Regions from separate parts of the Mus musculus genome. Here region 1 is linked to region 2. The links are chromatin loops, found by intact Hi-C in ENCODE. Cell type or tissue: gastrocnemius. All regions are shown on one strand. Each heading gives the region's core, and the rest is flanking DNA. Links, peaks and the distances in the headings are about the cores only.

Evidence for each region. Peaks named below come from ENCODE experiments on the same cell type or tissue, not always from the same donor. Only the 100,000 strongest peaks of a DNase experiment are listed, where the experiment ranks them.
Region 1: it touches region 2 in a loop (5-fold over the local background); 19 of 42 quality-filtered maps call a loop at or near these places.

Annotation. Positions count from the first base shown.
Region 1 is chr1:132,153,724-132,164,111 of GRCm38, forward strand. It overlaps Gm30242 (a long non-coding RNA gene), which reads left to right. Exons shown (of 3, transcript XR_387381.4): 3 at 1-419. Among named protein-coding and RNA genes, the nearest start is that of Gm30242, 8.3 kb to the left of the region's middle. In gastrocnemius, for the core only: a CTCF peak has its summit at 3,830 (motif pointing right); DNase peaks (open chromatin) are centred at 3,845 and 4,359; H3K27ac peaks cover 414 bases.
Region 2 is chr1:132,299,879-132,310,266 of GRCm38, forward strand. Klhdc8a (kelch domain containing 8A) reads left to right here. Exons shown (of 5, transcript NM_144810.5): 2 at 2,647-2,811; 3 at 3,062-3,277; 4 at 3,851-3,952; 5 at 4,721-7,479. The coding sequence ends at 4,914. Among named protein-coding and RNA genes, the nearest start is that of Klhdc8a, 6.4 kb to the left of the region's middle. In gastrocnemius, for the core only: a CTCF peak has its summit at 6,510 (motif pointing left); a DNase peak (open chromatin) is centred at 6,492.

The DNA.
Region 1 (10,388 bases), core at 2,709-5,208, 150 kb before region 2:
TTCCCTTTTCCTGGTGCCACCCACTGTGAGGGCTGAGAGAGGAGACAGATGAACAAGTTGCCTCCGGAGAATCTGCAAAGTCAGGCAGAGAGAATCTCAGGACTCCAAGATAGGAAATTCTTGAGCAGGAAGTCACCACTCTCCGAGCTATATCGAGCCTCTCCTCGGGCCAGAGCAAGCTCCGCGTCCTTTTTGCTTGTCTGAATATCTGATGCTGTTGGAAAGCAGCACGTGGGTCAGGAGACCTGGGGGCAGCTTCTAGCTCCAAGGCACAGAATTAGGAAGGAGTAAGATCAAAGAGCATCCCTAAGGGTCTCAAACAGGCTGGTGCTGGGAGGGGGAGGCTGGTGGAGGGGGAGCTGACCCCAGCCAGGCACCGGCCTTATCCCAACCACCCCACCTCACTATCCAAAACTCAAGGCTCCTGGCATGCAACACTGCTGCTTCTGCACTTAGGTGAGTCCCAGGCTTAGATCCTGGGAATGAGGGACCTGAAAGCTCCCATTCAGGAATGATCCTAAAAGATAGTCTTTTTTTTTTTTTTTTTTTTTTTTTTTTTTTTTGAGACAGGGTTTCTCTGTTGTAGCCCTGGCTGTCCTAGAACTCACTCTGTAGACCAGGCTGGCCTCAAACTCAGAAATCCACTTGCCTCTGCCTCCTAAGTGCTGGGATTAAAGGCGTGTGCCACCACTGCCTGGCAAAGATAATCATCTTATGCTGGACCTGGTGGTGCAAGGCAGGAAAGTCACAAGTTCAAGGCCTGCCGAGCTATAAAATGAGTTCCAAGATCAGCTTGGGCAACTGAGACTTTCTCAGCCGGGCGGTGGTGGCACATGTTTTTAATCCCAGCACTTGGGAGGCAGAGGCAGGTGGATTTCTGAGTTCGAGGCCAGCCTGGTCTACAGAGTGAGTTCCAGGACAGCCAGGGCTACACAGAGAAACCCTGTCTCGAAAAACAAAAACCAAAAACCAACAACAACAAAAAAAGTGGAAAAAATTAATTGTTTTAAATGTTTCTAAGCATTCTCCAAGTGTCAGATACTTTCATGTTTACCCACTTCTCAATCCCATGAGCTAATGCCACCAGTGTTGTATTTTATAAAAAGAAAGAAACCAGGGATATGTTTGGTGGAAGTGTGGGAAGGGGGGGGGGGAAGGGGTTCTTCTGCGAGCCCATGCTGAGGCATCCCTTCACCCCGAGGGACCAGCCACGCCACACTATAGTATAGAATAGAGTTTATTCAGGACATAGAGAGGGGAGTTGAGAGAAAGGCAGAGAGAGAGAGAGAGAGAGAGAGAGAGAGAGAGAGAGAGAGAGAGAGAAGAGAGACGAGAAGAGAAGAGAAGAAGAGGAGCAGAGGTCGGTCATGAGCACATGGAGAGAGAGGGGAGTGGGGAAAGAGGGTAAGGAGCGAGAGCAAAGCAAGAGAGAGCAAGAGAGAGGGCTGGAGAGATGGCTCAGCGTTTAAGAGCACTGACTGCTTTTCCCAAGGTCCTGAGTTCAAATCCCAGCAACCACATCATGGCTCACAACCATCTGTAATAGGATCTGATGGCCTTTCTGGTGTGTCTGAAGACAGCTATAGTGTACTTAGACATAATAATAAGTAAATAAATCTTTAAGAAAAAAAAGAGCAAGAGAGAGAGGAGGGGACAAGCAGAGCCCCTTTTATAATGAGTCAGGTAACCGTGGGGGTGGAGCTTAGACTAAATACCAATAATCAGCATTGTCCATATATATATTCAATTGTTCATATATCAGACATATCCATATATTTCATAATTAGTTAATTAATTAGAAATTCTCAGGCTGGCCTATAAACTCAAAATCCTCCTGCTTCTTCAATCTCCCTAGCGTTGGGGTCACCCACATGCTCCACTATGCCTGGCTCTGTCTCTAAGACTGAAACGTGAACACAAGGCTCCATAGCTAGTAGCCCATCCATTTGAGATTTGGACCCAGGGACCTGGATGTGTGTGTGTGTTTGGGGGGGTGGGGGAGGGGAGCCAAGGATTGCGGCTTTGAGATTCTACCTCAGTGTTCTCATCCATATACCAATTGATCCTATCCAGTAAGTTTTTAGTTGAAAAGCACTAGAACAACCACTTCCTTCTGACTTAGTGTCCCCTTTCCTGCCTTGTAGGACACAGTTGCCCGAATAGGAAGTAAACAACAGCATCCCTTCTCAGGCCCGGAGAACGCTGCTCCATGGCCTCTGCTGCCACCTGCTGGTTGTAGAGAGTAAGATCGGTCTTGGGGCATTTTTTTAGAGTTTTCTCTATGTGACGTCATCCTTTCTCCTTAGCTATGGGACCATTTCTGGTGTCATAGGACTATTTGACTCCCAAGCCTCCTTCTCTTCTGAGATCCAGGTTGGTAAATCCCAGTGCAAAAGGCTCTACCCCTTCAGCACCCCATAACTCCCCCCCCACACACACCGTCAAGTAGCATGCTTCTGAGTGTAGACTTGGCCAGGGGGCTGCATATTTATCACACCCAGAGTTCCCCAGAGGGAAATGATACAGACCCTGCTCAGACTGGTGGTGAAGCAGGGTTAAGATCCAAACCAGAGAGGTGATAAAACTGTTGCTTTCTCTAGCATCCTGTGTCGCTCCAGAGACCCCTAAACCAAACAGAGATGGAGGTGAGAGCCCAAGGTTTTCGGAGTAGTTGGGCACAGGCTCTACGGCTGAGGTGTGGCCTGAGGCTCCCAAGAGTGGAAACTAGAAATGAATTAGGTCCCACGAAGAGAAGACAGAGTGGTGGGCAGGACCACGAAGAAACAGAACAACGAAAAGGGACTGAAAAGGAGCAGTCAGACAGGAGCTGAACATGAATGAATTTGGTGGAGACTCCCACATCTTAGAGCAAAGTTTGGGGGTTTCACCCAGCTTCCAGGTTTTTGTTCGCCTGCAAGCTAAGAGCAGTTACACTTTTTCTTTGGGTTCTAAGTGCTCAGCCGCTCCAAAAACCTTGGGCTCTCACTTCCATCTCTGTTTGGTTCAGGGGTCCCTGGAGTGACACAGGATGCAACAGCTTTATCAGATACTTAACAGAACTCACGGCTCTGGACAAAGTTTTTCATTTAAAAAAAAATGCTTGAAAAAGATATAAGAAGCCGGGCATGGTGGTGCACGCCTTTAATCCCAGCACTCAGGAGGCAGAGGCAGGCGGATTTCTGAGTTCAAGGCCAGCCTGGTCTACAAAGTGAGTTCCAGGACAGCCAGGGTTATACAGAGAAACCCTGTCTCGAAAAACCAAAAAAAAAAAAAAAAAGGTATAAGAGATAATTTTTTTTGTAATGACTGAAATAATACGAGGCTCCAATTTCAACGTCAGTTAATAAAGTTTTATTGGCACACAGCCATGCCGTTAGGCTTTGTCCTTGACTAATTCCTGCTACACCGGTGGACAGAGGTGGGTAGTTCCAACACAGGGCTCACAGGTTTAGAGCATTTATTATTTGTCCCCTGACCTCAAAGCTTGCAGTCCTTTACCCTAGAAGAAAAGGGTGGTGGGCCCTGGAAAGAAGGGGGACCTTGAGCTTCTGATGGAGGTGGGGACACAGGAGCAGTGGCCTCTCCAAGAGCCTTCCTAGATTCTGCCACAATAAAAACATTCCCCACTTAAGAACCCGAATCTTCCCAGTCCTGTTTCCCACAGCCTGATCCACCACTACGAAGGCAAGTATATACCTCTAACTCTTAAGATCTCTATCAGCACAGGGAAAGATAATGGCAGACCTTGAAGGTTTGTTGACACTTCTGAAAGATACCAGCAGCTCAGCGGCTTGTGAGGTGAATGTACTTCCAGGCTCGGCCACTAGAGGGCAGGAAGGCCCTGCTGGCTGCTCGGAGGTCTGCAGGATTCCCGACCTGGGAAGAGATGCCCTCCCCTGCTGTTTACAACCGTGCCCTTTGATCAGCTCACAGCCTGCCAAGGACCAGGCTAATGCAGAGCTTCCCACTGCGTCGAGGCAGGTCTCCTTCTTGCCTTTTCTCTGTTTCTGCCTTGCAGAACAGACTGACGGGAACCATGAAGGTAAATGGTCCCTGCACAGGTCTATATCATATAAAGGACGCTTTACTCACACCCCAACACCGGACCGTTTGGCATAAATCTAACTCCATTCTCTCTTCAGAGAATATCCTGCCTCCCTCCCACCAACCCATCCTTGTTGATAGGGCTGTAGGGATCCTGAGGATGACCTGTTGGGCGAGGGAGATCGGCAAGAGGGAGGCAGGCCAGAAGGTGCAGTTCCAGAGGTAGCAGGCACCAGGGCACACAGCTGCCATGAGGAGTAGGCTCTTCTAGACAGCTCGGCATTGTGGTGTAGTGCCTGACTGCTGAGAACACACCGCTGCAAGGCAGCGGGGCTTCCCCACAGGTAGATGCCTGGCATGGCCTGACAGGTAAGGAAAGTAGAGAGAACAGCTCCAGGAACCAGCCACTTTAGCTCAGAGTATACTGAAACACCTCACTGAAACAAGGGCGCCCACTGCGGGGCTGTGATGTTCTGGGCCCTGTGGGCTCTTTGCCATACAGGATGGCGAGCCAGTCAGGAGAGTCTAGGCTATTTGTTCTCAGAGGAAAACTCTCTCAGTTCAAAGTGCTGCCTGTCACATCCCCCACACCCCTCCACCCCAGACTCCACATTCCCAGCTTCCCCTATCCAAGCACCAACATGGGACTTGTCGGTTGGCTGCTTTGCAACTCCTGTTGCAGATCCCCACGGAATCTCCTTCAGCCTGCCGCATGTTCACTCTGGGGCTAGAGTCTCACTCCATGATCTTGTTACATGGAAGAGAATGCATCCCACAGTATCAGAGAAAACCTTGGAAAGCAACATCTTTACTCTGAAGAGCCTCTGAAGAGCTCAGGGGCTGGCAGGAATTTGGTGGAGGGTCTATCTTGCTCCTCCAGAGGAGACACATGTTGCAGGAGGGCGGGGAGGGAGGACGCCACACCAGGAGCAGAGGGTCTGGGAAATTCAGGGTTCTTCAAGAAATGGTGGTTCTGCTGTGAAGGAACAGGGGATGGGGATGGGGGTGGGGGAGGAGAATGAGACAGGGAGGGAGGTACCGGGGAGCATGAGGTAGCATCTCTATTATCTGGGTGACCTACAGGGTAATAATGTCCCAGGCTGAACCCAGTGACCTCCTGAAGACCTTTCTCTGTTCCTGCAGCCTGCCTGGCTGGTGACACACCCTCCTCTAAGCACCCTGCCAGGAACAGGCAAATTCCCCCTCGCCCCTCCCTCTTCCCAGCTCAGCAGTCCCTGCCAGCTCCACAGTTTGCCAAGTTTACCTCTCAGTTTTCTCAAATCCACCCCAGCAGCTCCCCTTGCCTTGCTCTCAGCAAAGGCCTCCTGTCTCCCCTGACTGCTCCTGTCCCTGGGGGATGGCAGGCTAAAGGGATTCTGTCCTTTGCCTTCTGCCTGCCTAGGTAGCACACTGTGGGGTTAGGTGCTAAAGCCAGACGCCTTAGGTTCAAACCCACCCTGCAGATTCATAGCTGGGCAAGCCCACTTCATATCTAGAGAAAGCGAGTCTCATTAGTTGCTGTTCCTCATTAGCAAAATCAGAACTTGACAAAATAGGTCTCAGACCTGCTGGGAGGAATACCGGGCTTTTCTATGTGTGCGTTCCTAGCTCCAGCTTCACTACCTCTCCTGCTTCCTCCTTGCTCTGTGCTCAGTCCTCTTCTTCCTCCCTCCCCTGTCACTCCTCCCTCTATGGACCAGCATGTTCTGTCTCCTTCCTCTGCTCACTGCATACTACTGGCCCCATCATGGTGCCCTGCTTCCCTGGTCAGTGGCCTCTGCATTCTTCTTGCTCTCCCCTCACCCCCTAAGATTGTGTGCCTCAGACCCAGGTCCCCAGAGTTCTCAGTCTTGTCTGCCCTTGCAGCCATTAGGGGATCTTGCAAGTGCAGCTTGCAACCACAGTGCTTGCAAGCACTAAGGGATCTGTGAGCTACAGTCCAGGGATGCTTGCAGCATCGGAGCACCACCTCTCTGTACCTGCTCCACTGCTTAGGGCACTGAGGATGCAGTGAGGACCAAGCAAAAAGGGATTATACACCATGGCCTCCAGGTTCCCCTTGGGGCTTCTGAGCAGAGCAGCCAGCAGTGGGATGGGGCAAAAGGAAAGGAACGCCAATCTGGTGTGGCCAGAGGCTCTGGCTCTGATTTTCCTTTGGCCATGAGAGGGTCCTGAGATCCTTGGGACTGTTCCCACCGTGATGTAACAGTGTTTTCTGAGCTGGTATTAGAGCCAGAACTAAAGCTAAGCCACACAAGCCAGGAGCCCAGAGACGGGTGATGTCTGCTAGACTAGTTGGGGTGGGGGGCAGGGCTATGATTCATTCATTCATGCTTTTCCCTCATCTAACCCATCCTTCAGAAACTTTGTGCATATGTGAATGTGTGTGCACATATGTGTGCTGGTGTGCCATGAACATGGAGACACCAGGCATCAACTTTGGGCATTCTTTTCTCTACCCTGGTAGCAAGCCCGTAGGATCTGCCTGTCTCTCTCTTCTGGGTGGCCGTGCCCTGCCTTTCATTCGAGCGCTAGGAATCCCAACTCAACATCCTCACACTTTTGTGCCATGAACAGCCCAGTAATGTTTATGTTACCATGGCCACCATAATCAGTCCCTTCTGACAATGGAGCCCACAACCCCCTGCTTGCTAGGCAAACATCTCCAGAGATTCATTCCTAGCCTCACGCACTAATTTTATTGCGTCATTATTTGGGGAGCTGGGTATGGCAGCAGGTGCAAGAAAGAGAATATTGGATAATACTCCCTCTGCACTGACACCCCCCCCCCCGCCATGTAAATGTCATGAGGGACAAGTGTCAGGGAAGGAAGCTGCACTGTGCACATCCTAATGGAGTAGGACAGCAGGCTGTTTGCCACTCAGTGGTGATATCATTGCCTAAGACTGTCTCTGTAGTCATCCTGTGACAAGGCTCAATCCTGACCTGCAAGATTTAACTTAAGGTAGCGTGGTGAGGCTGCCAGGCCGCTCCGGCTCTAAGAGTCCAGAGCCAGGATCAAGCTGCTCAAGGTATCTGAAAAGCAAAACCCAAGATCCAGCGTTGCCCAGTTGCCCCCAAGCAGCTGCAACCTCTGCCTCTGTGCCTCTCCCCTGTGTTCACCTAGTACAGATCAAACATTTTATAAACCTTGGCCCAGAAGCTGGACAGCCTGCATTTTAATACCACTTCCACCCTTTACTAACTATGTGACCGTGGACAAACCTCCTAACCTCTCTGAGCTGCGGTATTGCCCAGTAGAGCCTGCCTGTGGGTAACTAGCTCTGTTTAATGGGACCTGCACTTGCTTTTGCTACATTGCATGCTGTGAGTCTTGTCTTCCTGTCTCAAGGCTCTAGAGCATTAGGATATAGTTTGATGTCTTCAATCTTCTTCATGCCCCAGGGAGTGGCATGGAACTTCGCTCAGAGCAGGCTGGCCCGAAATACTTGTTGAATGACTTTAAACGATCAGTATAAGTGTTGGCTGAAGTCATTGCACCCTGGCTCTCCAGGAGTGGGCAGGGGTCCTCTGCAAGTCACAGGGAGCTGGCAAGGGCAATGCCAGGCCATCTGGCAGGGAAGGGCAGGGTAGGTGTATCCTCTGAAGCAGGTGTTCCAGGAAGGAGAGTGGAGCCAGCCTAGAGGATTGACTGGCCCACCACCGAGCTTCTGGACCTGGGACAGAAAAGGGACAATCCGCATGGCCCTTCTCGGAGGAGGGCAGCCTGCCAGTTAAGTACCAAAAAAGGCTACCTTAGGAATTCTGAGGCTTCAGGAAAGACAGGGTACACCTGGTAGTTGCCACAATAAAGAAAAGAGGGTGGTTGTGCCTTGAGGGCAGAATATGGAGTGCTGCAGAGCCGGCCCCCTGAGAGGCAGGGAAGTGGAGAGGCCCTTCAGTGTCCCAGCTGGCTCAGGGCTCAGTCTCCAGTCACACTGTGCTTCTTGGCTTCCTGGAGCACAAAGAGGCTGCCTGCTCTCGGGTCTGGAAGCTCAAGAGATCCTTGGGTAAGCTCGGGTAGGGCAGGGGCTCCTGGTGCACCTCCTGGGAGGATAATAGCACAGTCTCATGGGGACTGTGTTCTGAGTAAGTTGAAAACTAGGTTTCTTCTTGTCTAGTTATGTGTGAGGCCTTGAGTCCTGAGGTCAACTCCAGAACCTAAAAAAGAAAAGAAAACAAAACAAAACAACAACAACAAAAAAAGATAAAGCAGGATACAGGAAGGATCGGAGGGGTTTCTTTGTGAATGGTCAAGAAAGATACGGAGTGTTTGATTTCAAGTGAGGGCAGTTGTTCTCCTGCTCATACCTGCCCATACCTGCTTAGAAAACAGCTAAGGCTAAACCTCTGTTTTCTTCTCTCAGCCTGTAACCACAATAGCTGGAACTGTGGATTGGACCAAAGGACCCCAAGAGGCAGAGACTCACAGGAGCGGCTTGCTCGAGCATGCACCCTTTGTTCATTTTGTTACCCTGTATTAATGTATAAACTCATGGACATCATTTCTACATTTTGATTATTACACATTCTACTCCAGTGACCATGTGTGTGCAACTGCTTGTTTAAACATGTGTTTTCCATGGGAGTGGAAGTGCTGGGTCATAGGCTAACTCCACGTCTTACATTTTAAAGAAATTGCCAAACGGCGTCCATTCCTTATCTATCTATAGACCTATCTATCATCTATCTACCCACCTATCCATCTTTCATCCATCTAACTATCTATCCATCTACCTACATATCTATTTATCTATTTTGAGTTTTTGAGACAGGGTTTTCTCTGTGTAGCCCTGGCTGTCCTGGAACTCACTCTGTAGACCAGGCTGGCCTCAAACTCAGAAATCTTCCTGCCTCTCTGTCTCCCAAGTGCTGGGATTAAAAGCATGCGCTACCACTGCCCAGATAAGGTTTTCCTTCCTTCCTTCCTTCCTTCCTTCCTTCCTTCCTTCCTTCCTTCCTTCCTTTTTAACATTCATTTATTTATTATAAGTATACTGTAGCCGTCTTCAGACACTCCAGAAGAGGGCGCCAGATCTCGTTACGGATGGTTGTGAGTCACCACGTGGTTGGTGGGATTTGAATTTAGGACCTTCGGAAGAGCAGTCAGTGCTCTTAACCGCTGAGCCATCTCTCCAGCCCCCAAATCCCCGCCAAGGTTTTCTTAATTAACCAGTTTGTTTGGGGTTTATTTTAAGTCTTGTTTTTGAGAAAAGGCCTTGCTCCATCTCCCAGGCTGCCCTGGAACTCTCCATCCCCTGCCTTCATCTTCCTAGCACTGGGATTACAGAATGCATCAGTGTGCCCTTGCCGAAGTAAAGTTTTCTTTGTAGAATGTTATTTAAGGAGTGATCCCAGAAAACAAGTAGAAGAGTATGGAAGGAGAGGGGAGGAGAGCCAGTAACAGTTATTGAGTCGTAGAAACACCAGACTACTGCATGACTCTGAAGCCAGCATTGGGAACTTGAATTTCAGCATTGAGAAGCAGTCAGGAGATGGGTACAATGTACCCCGAACTCCACCAGCTCCTGGCTGGGGATGTCTGAATGTGTGTGTGTTCATTTCTGCTAATTCTCTTTTGCTAGATGCATAGGTAAGGAAGCAGGCTCTGCTGGAGAAACCCACCTGGCAAAGAGGCAGCACTGTGTGCAGAGGAAGTGCAAACCTGATTAGTGTGGATAGGCAGAGAGGAGTGGGCACCTTCAGCACCTACAATGTGACAGAACCCAAGTTCTTTCTCATGTGGGGTTTACCTTCTCCTGAGAGAGTCACAGACAAACATATGGGTCAGGAAGCAGCATGGGAAAACAGGTGTGGGCAACGGTGGTCCACGTCTATAACCCCAGCACTCGGGAGTCAAGGGTAGGAGAGTCAGGAGTTCAAGGCTAGCCTTGACTATATAGTGAATTCCAAGTCAACTTGGGCTACTTGAGACCCATTTTCAAAAGAAAAAAAATGCAAGTAGGTAAGTGTGCAGCAGGCAGAGTGGGAGATCACACGAGCTCATGGTGGGTATCCCTGCATTTTGATACCTGAAGAGAGATGTCAGCAAAGACCCCAGTAAGCAATAGACTGCAGGAAGCCCTGTATGTCTGCCTTAGAAACCAGGCAGGGGGAGCAGCAGGAGTGAAAGGCAGATCTGTAGAGTCCCAGCCAGTGTGGCAGAGTGCAGAGGAGCAAACAGACCTGAAGGTGAGGAGAGGGGTGGGGGTGGGGTGGGAGGAGCTCAACTGGGTTGGGGACAAGATTAGATTGGGGAACCCTTTTCTTGAATTGTTTGTTGTTTTTATCTTTGAGACAATATCTCACTACGGAGCCTTGGTTGGCTGCAAGTTCACAGCTAT
Region 2 (10,388 bases), core at 5,176-7,675:
CTCCAGCAAGCTGGGCAGGCCACTGCAGAGGGAGAGCCAAGGTGTGAGCCACGGGGTTATCTGCAATGACTCTGCAGACCCTGGCATTCAGCCGAATGACCACATTTGCCCTTGGCCGCCTGTCCCCTCCCCCAAACCTACCTGTGTAGGTCCCTGAGGATGCTCACCCCATCCTTCTACCATTACCAGGCCCCCAAGGAGGCTTTGAGACCTGATCCCAGGATCTTCGTTTACTTCTGACTGCAGTTTCAGACTTACTGAGTGGGGGTCAGAATGTCCCAAAAGCTTGTTTCATGTTGCATTATTATCCAGGTTCTCTTGCTTGCATGTGGTTTTAAAATTCTCACTTTCTCAAAGCCTTCATTTCACTCTTCTTGGGCCTAATACAGTCTGTGATGTCGAGGGGATCCAACTGCAGTTTTGCTAAACACACAAAGTTTTGTGAGAATGGGAGTTAAGAGACCCCAAGTTCATATACAGTTGCCTCCACACCGTAGGCTCGGTGGGGTGACCTTTCGCTTTCCCATCCGTCCCTGTCTCTTTTACTATTATACCCCAGCTGACTGGCTAACACACGGCCAGATCAGAAAACAGCTTTTCTTAAGCATCTGGTTTGCCCCTGGAACAGTCTTAGACCCTGGGAAGGAAGGAAAAGGGTAGAAAATTTGGGCTCTGAGCATGATTGTGGAGAAGCTGGGGCCCAGAACCCCCTCAAGCAGGGTAGACAATAGGGTTTCTGTGACCTGCCTGTCAAGAGGGTGAAAAGCCAGGCCTGGTGCTGAAGGCTTGTAATCCTAGCTACTCTGGAGGCTGAGGCAGAGAGTGGCAAATTCAAGACTTCCCTGGCAGTAGAGTTTAGTGGTGCATACCTTTCATTCCAGTACTTGGGAGGCAGAAGCAGGCGAATCTCAGAGGCTAGCCTGGACTACAAAGTTCTAGGATAGCCAAGACTACACAGAGAAACTCTGCCTTGAAAAAACAAAGCAAAGCAAAACAAAACCAAAAACTTGCCTCTGCTAGAGCAGAAGGCTTATGAGATCAAGCTACATAGTAAGACCCGACATAGTGAGACCTTATTTTTTTTTTTTTTTAAGAAAAAATTAAGGCCTAGACACCCCTGGGCACACTGAGAATAATGAGTATAGACCACACCCCATCTCTAGCTTCAATAAATTATGCTGTAAGTTAAGAATTAAGGCTTCCCATTTGGTGCTTTGTCCCTTTGGACTTTCAACATGTCCAATGAGATAAGTGCTGCTTTCATTCTTATTTTAGAAGCAGCAGCATGAAGCCCAGAAAGGTTAATTCTCTGAGGTTAAATAGATAGTAAGTAATGACCATGCCTGTGCTCCATAAAGCCAAATGCGCTCGACGGTTAGGCTGGAAGATGTTTAATGCCGGCTGCTTGTGCTGGTTTCGTAGATGAACAGATTCTCAATCTGCAGTGTATTGGGAGAAACATATCAAACTGGTATCAGTTACATGTGACTAGAGAGCAATGGTGATGCCATCACTTGGGAGGCACCCAGCCAAGTCCTCTGGGCCCCACTTTGAAGCTCAGAGAACCCAGATGAAGGAGGGTGGGTCCAAACTGAGCCCAGAGCTGAATGACTGTGGAGTGGTTAGAGTCTTTCCAGAAGGGGGTGTTTCCAGAAGAGAAGGTGGAATTGGTGCTAATCAGGTGCTTATCATCAAGTCCTGCCCCAGCCTTAGGCTGAGGGCTAGGATCCCCTCCCAGGATGTCTGGGGCTAGTGGGAAATAAGGCTCACTTCCTGCAGTGGTAACCAGTCAGGGAGCCATTGTGAGGAGGGCCGTGAGGAGGGCTGCTGGGAGCAAAAACTCCATGCAGGAACTGAAGATCCCTGAGAAAAGGACCCATTTGGACAAAATCTAGGGAAGCACAAATGTTTGCCCATGCTCTTGGGTACAGTGTGCCGAGGCCCCAGAAAGCTACCCACTGCCAAGAGCAGAAGAGAAAGGTGGAGACTCCCTGCTCTCAGGCCAAGGTTTCTGAAGGGTCAGTTCCCTAAAGCCGCCACTGCCGCTGCCTCCTCCTCCTCTTTCAGATCTGGCCTCTTTCCATTCAGCACAGGTGCCTTCCATATCCTGCAGGCTCTATACCTGTGAAGGAAGATGCCATTTCCCCACCGGAGTAGCAGACAGAACCACTGAGAACCCAGTGTGTAGGCCAGTGAGTGGGGCTAACTCTAGTTCTAACCGACTTCACCAGCTGGAGAATGATCTGAGAGTTGCTAGGAGTCAGGTCACTAGCGGAGGTCATTACAAAGCCTCTCCGCTGGGCTTCCACTCTGGCTGCCTAGAAAGGAGGACAGTGGAGGGACAAACCCGCAAAGGATCATCTAGGGCTAGGCTTCACTGCCATCTGTCTCTGTGCAGGGGTTAGTACACCAGGCTTTGCCAAGGACTTGACATAAGCCGAGGCACATAGTCCATCCGCAGGTTCAGGAAGATTAGCCAGAATAGAGACTTTAAATGGTGCTCCCCACAGTACCAAACAGCTGCAATTCACTAGCCGAGCAAAGGCTGGGAACTTGTCATGACCTCTGAAAGATGGTGGATGCCGCCGGGCCTGTCTCTGAGTGCCGGGGGAACTGAGCCATGTCTCTCTGTGGTCTTTTTCTTAGATTATCGAGTGTATGCCGCAGGAGGGATGGGCCTGGACCTACGTCCACACAACTACTTGCAACACTATGACATGCTGAAGGACATGTGGGTGTCACTAGCTCCCATGCCCACCCCAAGATACGCTGCCACCTCCTTCCTCCGGGGCTCCAAGATCTATGTGCTGGGTAAGGACAAGCTACTTGTTCATCTCCTCTCCTTGTTCCCTTGGGTGAGTTCCCTGGAAAGGGATGCCAACAGCCTGAGCATTTCATGGCCATGGGGGATAATCACATTGCCCTAGCCTTGAGGAGTCTTTCAAAGGACTGAATAACAGAAGAGCAAGCCCAGTCCTCTCTGTTCTCAGGAACTGCTTTTTTTTTTTTTTTTTTTAATTCACCCTCTACTCTCTACCCTGCCCCACCTCCCCACCTCCAGGGGGACGACAATCTAAGTATGCAGTCAATGCCTTCGAGGTCTTTGATATAGAGTCTCGGTCCTGGACCAAGTTCCCCAACATTCCCTGTAAACGGGCTTTCTCCAGCTTTGTGACCCTGGACAACCACTTATACAGCCTAGGAGGCCTGCGCCAGGGCCGTCTGTACCGGCAGCCCAAGTTCCTCCGGACAATGGATGTGTTCGACATGGAACAGGGTGAGCTGGGTCCCCATTCCCTTGGCTCCTTGCTCTCTTCTGACTGGTCCCCACTTTCCCCATCAGGACAGTCTCCCTGGGGCTGGCTGCTTACATATCCAGGCAGCCTTCTCTGAAGTCTGAGCATCCTTCCTAACTTACGGCTATGCTTGGAGTCAGATTCTTTTCAAGGCTCCTTTGGCCTGCTTGTCTGTTTTCACTATGGCCTTTCCTCTCCATCCCCAGTATTTGTGCAGGACCAGCTTAGGGAGGGCCTCTTCCTTTGCTGATGGAGAATCAGGAATCTTGATTACTCCTCTCATTGTCTTTAATCAGATTCCTGTGGGAAATCTAAATAGAACAGGGGGCTCACGGGAAGTCTGTATTTTAGACTGGGACAAGCACCCGAGAAGACCCAAGTGGTAGAGGGTGTCATTTCAATCAACAGGGCATGCTCCCTGCACCCTGGATGCCAGGGTGAATGGAAGGGGCGCGGCCACCAGGGTGAGAGCCACATGGGATTCATCTGTATTTGTTAGAGAACATTAGCGCCTAATCCTCTTTCTCTGTCCTGTCATTATGCGCGGCTTGCAGGGGGATGGCTGAAGATGGAACGCTCATTCTTCCTCAAGAAACGCCGGGCAGACTTTGTGGCTGGTGGTCTGAGTGGAAGGGTCATAGTGGCTGGGGGCCTTGGTAAGGATGGAGCATCTCCACTGTGCTGTGTTGTGGCCCTGGGACTTGGGAGGTCCTTGGCACTGCACTGGAGCAACGGATGGTACTGACTCCATGCGTACCTCCCACTGAGTTACTCCAAAGAATTCAGTGTGGTCTGGACTTGACCTTTCCATGGGCCCCATATATGTTCTTTCAATTTGGAAATAGGAAGATGGAGAGCTATAAATCATAAGGGACACATGAGCTCCTGGGCTGCACCCAGGTCCCTGAGTCCCTTTCTGGGGATAGATAGAGACAAAGGGAAAGTCTTCATCTTTCCTTGACCTAACGCCATTGTGGACATCCAGCTCTTTTAGGATAGCAAAGCATGTGATCAAATAGATGCTCCTAATTCTGGGTTTGAGCCCTCTCAAAGGCTGCCGCTATTTTGAAGGAAAGTCTGGGACTTAGAGGCACACTGAAGTCTTTAGGACACAGTGATAAAGGCAGTGTGTGTGTGTGTGTGTGAACAACCAGAGTTTACTCAGTGTAGACATACTCATTCATGAACAACTATATGGGCTAGATTATGAGGGAAGCTGTGTGTGTGTGTGTAAAATCAGGAGTAAGTATTCTAAAAACTTCTGATATCTAAGACAGGAAAAAACAATTCTATTTTTAAGATGAAAAGGAAAAGAAGGGACAAGGGACAAAGTTTTTGCTTCTGGGTTGGGAGATGGTCACTGTGGGACATGGCTTGGTGGCTGGGCTCCTTGGTCTAAGGTCTGATTCCCCTGTTGCTTTCAGGAAACCAGCCCACTGTCCTGGAGACAGCAGAAGCATTCCACCCTGAGAAGAACAAGTGGGAGGCACTCCCCCCCATGCCCACGCCCCGCTGTGCCTGCTCCAGCATTGTCTTCAAGAACTGCCTCCTGGCTGTGGGGGGTGTCAGCCAGGGACTGAGCGATGCGGTAGAGGCACTGTTTGTCTCTGACTCCTAGCTGGCCGGAGCAGCACCTTTGCCTGGTCAGCATCACTCCAATCCTGACATGAGGAATGGTCTCATCAAAGCAGTTTGGACTACTTCCTCAGGCTCCTACTCCTGTGAAGAGACAGAGAGGTCAAGCCCTGGGGCTCTCAGTGACCTCTCTCTAACCCTGCACTCTCAGAAAGCAGAGCTGACTCCGCCAGTCAGTCAGTGCTGGGCTGTGGACTGGGGAGAAGCTTCACTCAGTGCTCAGACACAGCAGGGCAAAGTTCCCTCCTCTCGTCTACCTCGTGAGGTGGAGGGCATTGCCACCCAGAGGGAGATCCTTGTTGTCCTTCCCCATCTCTGAGGTAGTTTGAGTGTCGTGAGAGATAAACTAATGAAGAACAGGGCACCCCCAATCCCTTGTTTCTCTTTGGTTGACATCCATTCCCCATATAGAAGTCAACTGTAGACCTGCCCCAGATCTCACCTACCTATCAGGAATTGCACTTGAAGCTAGGGCAGTTGTGTAGGAAGGAAGCTGGGGGCTCACACACCAGGCCAACAGCTTTGGCAGAAGAGACTCTTCCTCTCAGGTCCCAGTTGGGCATGTGATGATGGAGTGTCAATATCTTCTGTATTCTGCCTTCTGCCACCTTCTCCTGACCTGAGGCCTGGCCACTCTGTGTCCCAACAGCTCTCAGAGTGTTTCTGCGTGAAACTGTCTCATTTACATACACTGTGGCTTCCAAATCCACAAAGGGTGGATTAATTGCACTCCGGTTAATAACAGCAGCACAACAATTGGCATCTTTATCCCTGTCTTCTTTGGACCCTGGAGACAAGGCAGGAGGGTCCTGGTTTGTAGATAGAAAACCCCATGAGATCATCTCCCACCGTGTTCTCCCGAGAAAGAGGGACCCATTGGCCACCTGCTCTTGAAGAGTGCTACCTTCCCTAGGCCACAGCTGTCCCACTCTCAAAGAGCTCAAAGAGAAAACCAACCAGTTTTTCCTTCTCTTGGTACGCACACATATGTTTGGCCAAGGTTGTGACCATTCAATCTTTTCTAGGTTATACCCATGTCTAACCTTGATCAATTCTGCTGAAGCTCATTTTAGGCAAAAGATGAAAGACCTGTTAATTGACTTAAAAGCAATTGGGTGGCCATAAGGGGGTCAGAAGGATGGATGGATGTGCCTTCCCTTTGGCCTACACAGCAGCTCTTTGTGCTACTTCCCAGTCATTCATATTGGATTAGGATCTAGCTTGGGGAAGAGCACTTACCCAGCATGCTCAGGGACCTGAGTCCCATCCTCAGCACAGAAAGCAAACTGAACTAGCTCTGAGTTAGCCCTGAGGACACCAAGAATAATGACTCCCCAGCCCCCACCCCTGACCCCCAGGCTGTGGAAGAGGCAGGGCTCAGGTGATTAATTGCCTCCCAAGGAGCCAGAGCTGGAGGATAGCCTATCAGGGTTTCAGGGGTCAGAGGCCCTTCTTTCTGGTGGTGGTAGGGGTCATACTCCCCGCTGGATCTTCAAGGACCTAGTGAAACCTGGATCATGAAGGGAGGTGGGTTGTTGGCTTTATCTTTGGGTGCCAGGAGGACACTGCCACCTGCTGGCCTAGCAGTTTTTTCCTCACTGAGGTGAAGCGGAAGATTGTGGCCTCTAATGAACAGACCACAAAAGAAACCTCCATTGCTTATGGATCCAATACCGTTAAGTACCCCTGAACTAACCATTAGAAAAAAAAGAGTCGGGGAGCTACAGAGGACAGGTGGCTTCTCAGAGCAAGCTCCCTCTCCCTTTCCAACCTCTACTTCTGTCCTGCCCATATCATTCCCAACCCAAGAGGAGCCAAGCCATACCACATCTGAGGATAGAATTGGATCCTTTTAAGATAGTTGGAACCTTAGAGGCCCAGCAGGTTCTATGAGGTTGAATTAGATATTGACCTTATCAGAGCAATTTAAAGCTGGAGCTGGTATCTGTTAGGGTCACCCCTGCCCAAGGTCCATTGTGGGAAGACTAGGGATACCTCAGTGAGGGGTGAGGGAAGCCCTTGATGTCTGTGTTAAAACGTGTGGTTCTATATGCCTCACATCTCAGAGGGAGCACAGCCAACGACCTGCCTCAGGCCTCACACATCCAGTTGCCACAGGCCTCCCCTCACCACACCCTTCAGAAGGTCCCTTACCCTCCTGAGTTCCCAGTCTGTCTCACAAGGTGGTACAGTACCTGCTTCAGTACCCTGGTCAGCGCTGAGCACAGGAGGGGGTTGATGCCCAGCTGGGCAACATAATGAGACTCAGACTTCCAGAGTCAGAAACTGGACACGATGCTTACTTTTAGTTCCAACACTCAGAGGCAGGGGGATCTCTGTAAGTTTGAGGCCAGCCTGGTGTACATAGTAAATTCCAGGACAGTCAGAGCTACATGGAGAGACCCCGACTCACCCCATCCCCTCAAAATCAGGACTACTGAAAGGATTTAAATATTGGGGAGAGCATGTGGAAGAATGCAGAGGCATTTCTGGGGACATGAGACTGTAATGCAGGCCAGCAGATCCACAACAAAATCTCTACATGCCTTGTGGAAGAGTCTAGACTTCATGCATGCAGGAAATTAAGAGCAAATGAAGGTCACCATCACACCAAGTTCAATGAGCAGGGCAGGGAAAACAAGAATTTTCTGACTCCTGAACTCCTGCATCAAGCCCATGGTTAGAGCCGGGCCTCCCGAGAAAAGCGCAAGAGCAACACTTTTCCTGCACTGACTGGAAGAGCCCAAGGCAAGGCAAGGTCTGAGCTGACCCTGAGGGGAGCTGAGGCTTAGAGTGGAAAGCTTGGACCATGTTCTGGTGGTGGGTCTCCGGCCTTATTCCTTCCCCATCACAGTGCCAGTGGAAGGAGGCACGGTCCCCAGGGAAGGGGGGAGAGCCAGCCGGCGGCCAGAGCTGGATTCCCTGAGTGCCCTACACTGATGCCGAGAAAAGTTGTGCTCCTCTTGTGCTATGATCCTCTTTGTTTCAATGACTTGTTTCTCAAACGCTAAAGCTACTTGGGCTGCATGGGCAGCTGTGTACCTGCCTTTCAGAAGCCCCAGGGCCCTCGTGTGTTCTATGGAACAAAATGCTTATAATCCAGCTCCTACAGACTCTTGAGAGTGAACACTGCAGACATGCAGTCTATGTGCCTTGACTGCCTTAAGCCAGTTCCTGGCACTGCCCCCAGAACCCCCCTCCCCAACATCTACACTGCCTGTACTCTACTCTCCTTTCTCGCTCACACTTGCACCCTGCTCCCCTTACACGCGTACTCACCATCCACCCTCTCATTCAGACATGCCTCCCTGTGCACACTTTTCATGCAAATGGCCACCCACACTCAAGCACATCTTTACAAACACATCATACACGCCCCCTTATGGACATCTGTCATGCCCATAGCTTTGATTTCACACTCATGTAACTCATGTACACTTGCTCTCAATTGTCCGCTGTGGCCAGACTTAAAATTACCTCCCATCCCCACCCCATCCCCCCGGTTTTTTGTTTGTTTGTTTGTTTTTGTTTGAGACATGGTCTTACTGTGTAGCCCCCACCTCCACTAGCCTGGAACTTGCTATGTAGACCAGGCTAGCTTTGAACCCATAGAGATCTACTTGCTTCTGCTTTCTAAGCATTGGGATTAAAGGCATAGGCCGGCCACCACGCCTAGCTCAGAATCCTTTCAATTCAACCATTTGGCCATGTCTCCACACCCAGAATCTTTATCATTTGAAGGATGGACGGCTACAGCGTTCTGTGCTTCTTGCCAAGTCAGGGTCATCTGTTGCCCTGCCCTGCCCTGTCCCCTCTGTATCATCACTTCTCCCCCTAATGATTCCATACCACAGTTTGCCACTGGGGCTAGAGGAACTTTTAGAAACACACTTGGGCTGAGATCCTTCTGTGTTACCAGTGAGGAATCAGGCCTAAAGGTATTCTGTACTCTGACTCCTGAGAAAGCTGCCGAGCTCCACCATGGAGGGACTACCCGACCTTCCTCATTTGCCCTCTCTGCCTAGTACCTGGCTGATACCCTGCACAGTGCCAGCACAGGCTGCAGCAGAGTACGGATAAGTGAACAGCAGATTGTCCTTTCAGATGGCTTTCCCTGGGGATGAGCCAAGAAGGACCCAGTGCCTAAGCCCCACCCTAACCCCAATTTGACAAGACCTCTTCTCTTGCATAGACAGCTTGTGTGTGTGTGTGTGTGTGTGTGTGTGTGTGTGTGTGTGTGTGTGTATTCACGCGCGCGCACACTACCTCCATCCTTCCAAGAGGAAATAACTCACAGATGACTCAGAGGGTCTTCGGGAGGATGGATAGAGACAGAGAAGTGTCTGGACATTTGGTGCATGCAGGGTCTGAAGGCTGTGGAGAGTTAAAATTTGCCTTCTTGTTTGCCTATGCCATAAGGAACAGCCAGGTTGGACTCCAGGCTGGCCGCCAGTGGCCTTGGAGTTTGTGGGGGCTCCCTGGGTTCGTGAAGCTTTTCTTCTGGTTAACCTTGGATTAGGTGGCCACCGTTTTGGGGTGGTCCACCCTGCTCGCTCACCTGGACAAGATAAAGACTTGGAATCATTGTGCCTACTGCTCAACAGGAAATAAGCATTTGGTCCTTTTCTCCATCTCAAAAGTAAACAAATGTAAGAAAACAATGACATATAACTCTCGTTCCCAGAATCCCCTGCTCCACAGCCCCGACTTGAAGAAGGGGGATGACTGGGGCCTTCCTTTCTAGGTTGTTCCTGTTGGACCTGGGACAGGAGCTTCTAGAGCCTTAGTGAAGCAGGCTCCACCCTAGGCAGACCCTCTCCCTCACACAGTGACTGGCTTCCTTTGCACCCCCATCACCACACGAAATATTTAGTACCCTCTCTGCCCAGACTTTCACTGCATTCCCCCCACCCTTCTGGAGATCTTGGCTATAAATCTGACTGAAGGCTCAGTAACTCAACCTTCCCTTCAGCCTCCCAGCCCTCATAAAAGCCCCAGCCTCAGCTCCCCATAAAGGCTATCCTTCCAGCCTGCCCCTTCCCACTCAGCACTCCAGACTCCCTCTCTCCTCAGCCCCTCCCCATCTGCCTGTCCCGTCCACCCTGAACACCCCTCTGTGCGTGGCAAATGTAAGCCACTCCTTTTCTAGTCCTCTAGCCACAGTTTTCTGAGGTCTCTTCAGGTTGTGATGCTGTCACTAACCCATGTGTCCCAGGACATCCCAGAGAGCCTGTCAGGTGGGAACTATAGGTATAGCACAGAGCAATTAAAGTCAGAAATTCAGAAGCTCAGAGAAAGCACTGACTGTGAGAGGAAACTGTACCCTGCCCTCTTTCTTTCTTTCTTTCTTTCTTTCTTTCTTTCTTTCTTTCTTTCTTTCTTTCTCTCTCTCCCTTCCTTCCTTTTTTCTCTCTCTCTTTCTTTCTTTCTTTCTTTCTTTCTTTCTTTCTTTCTTTC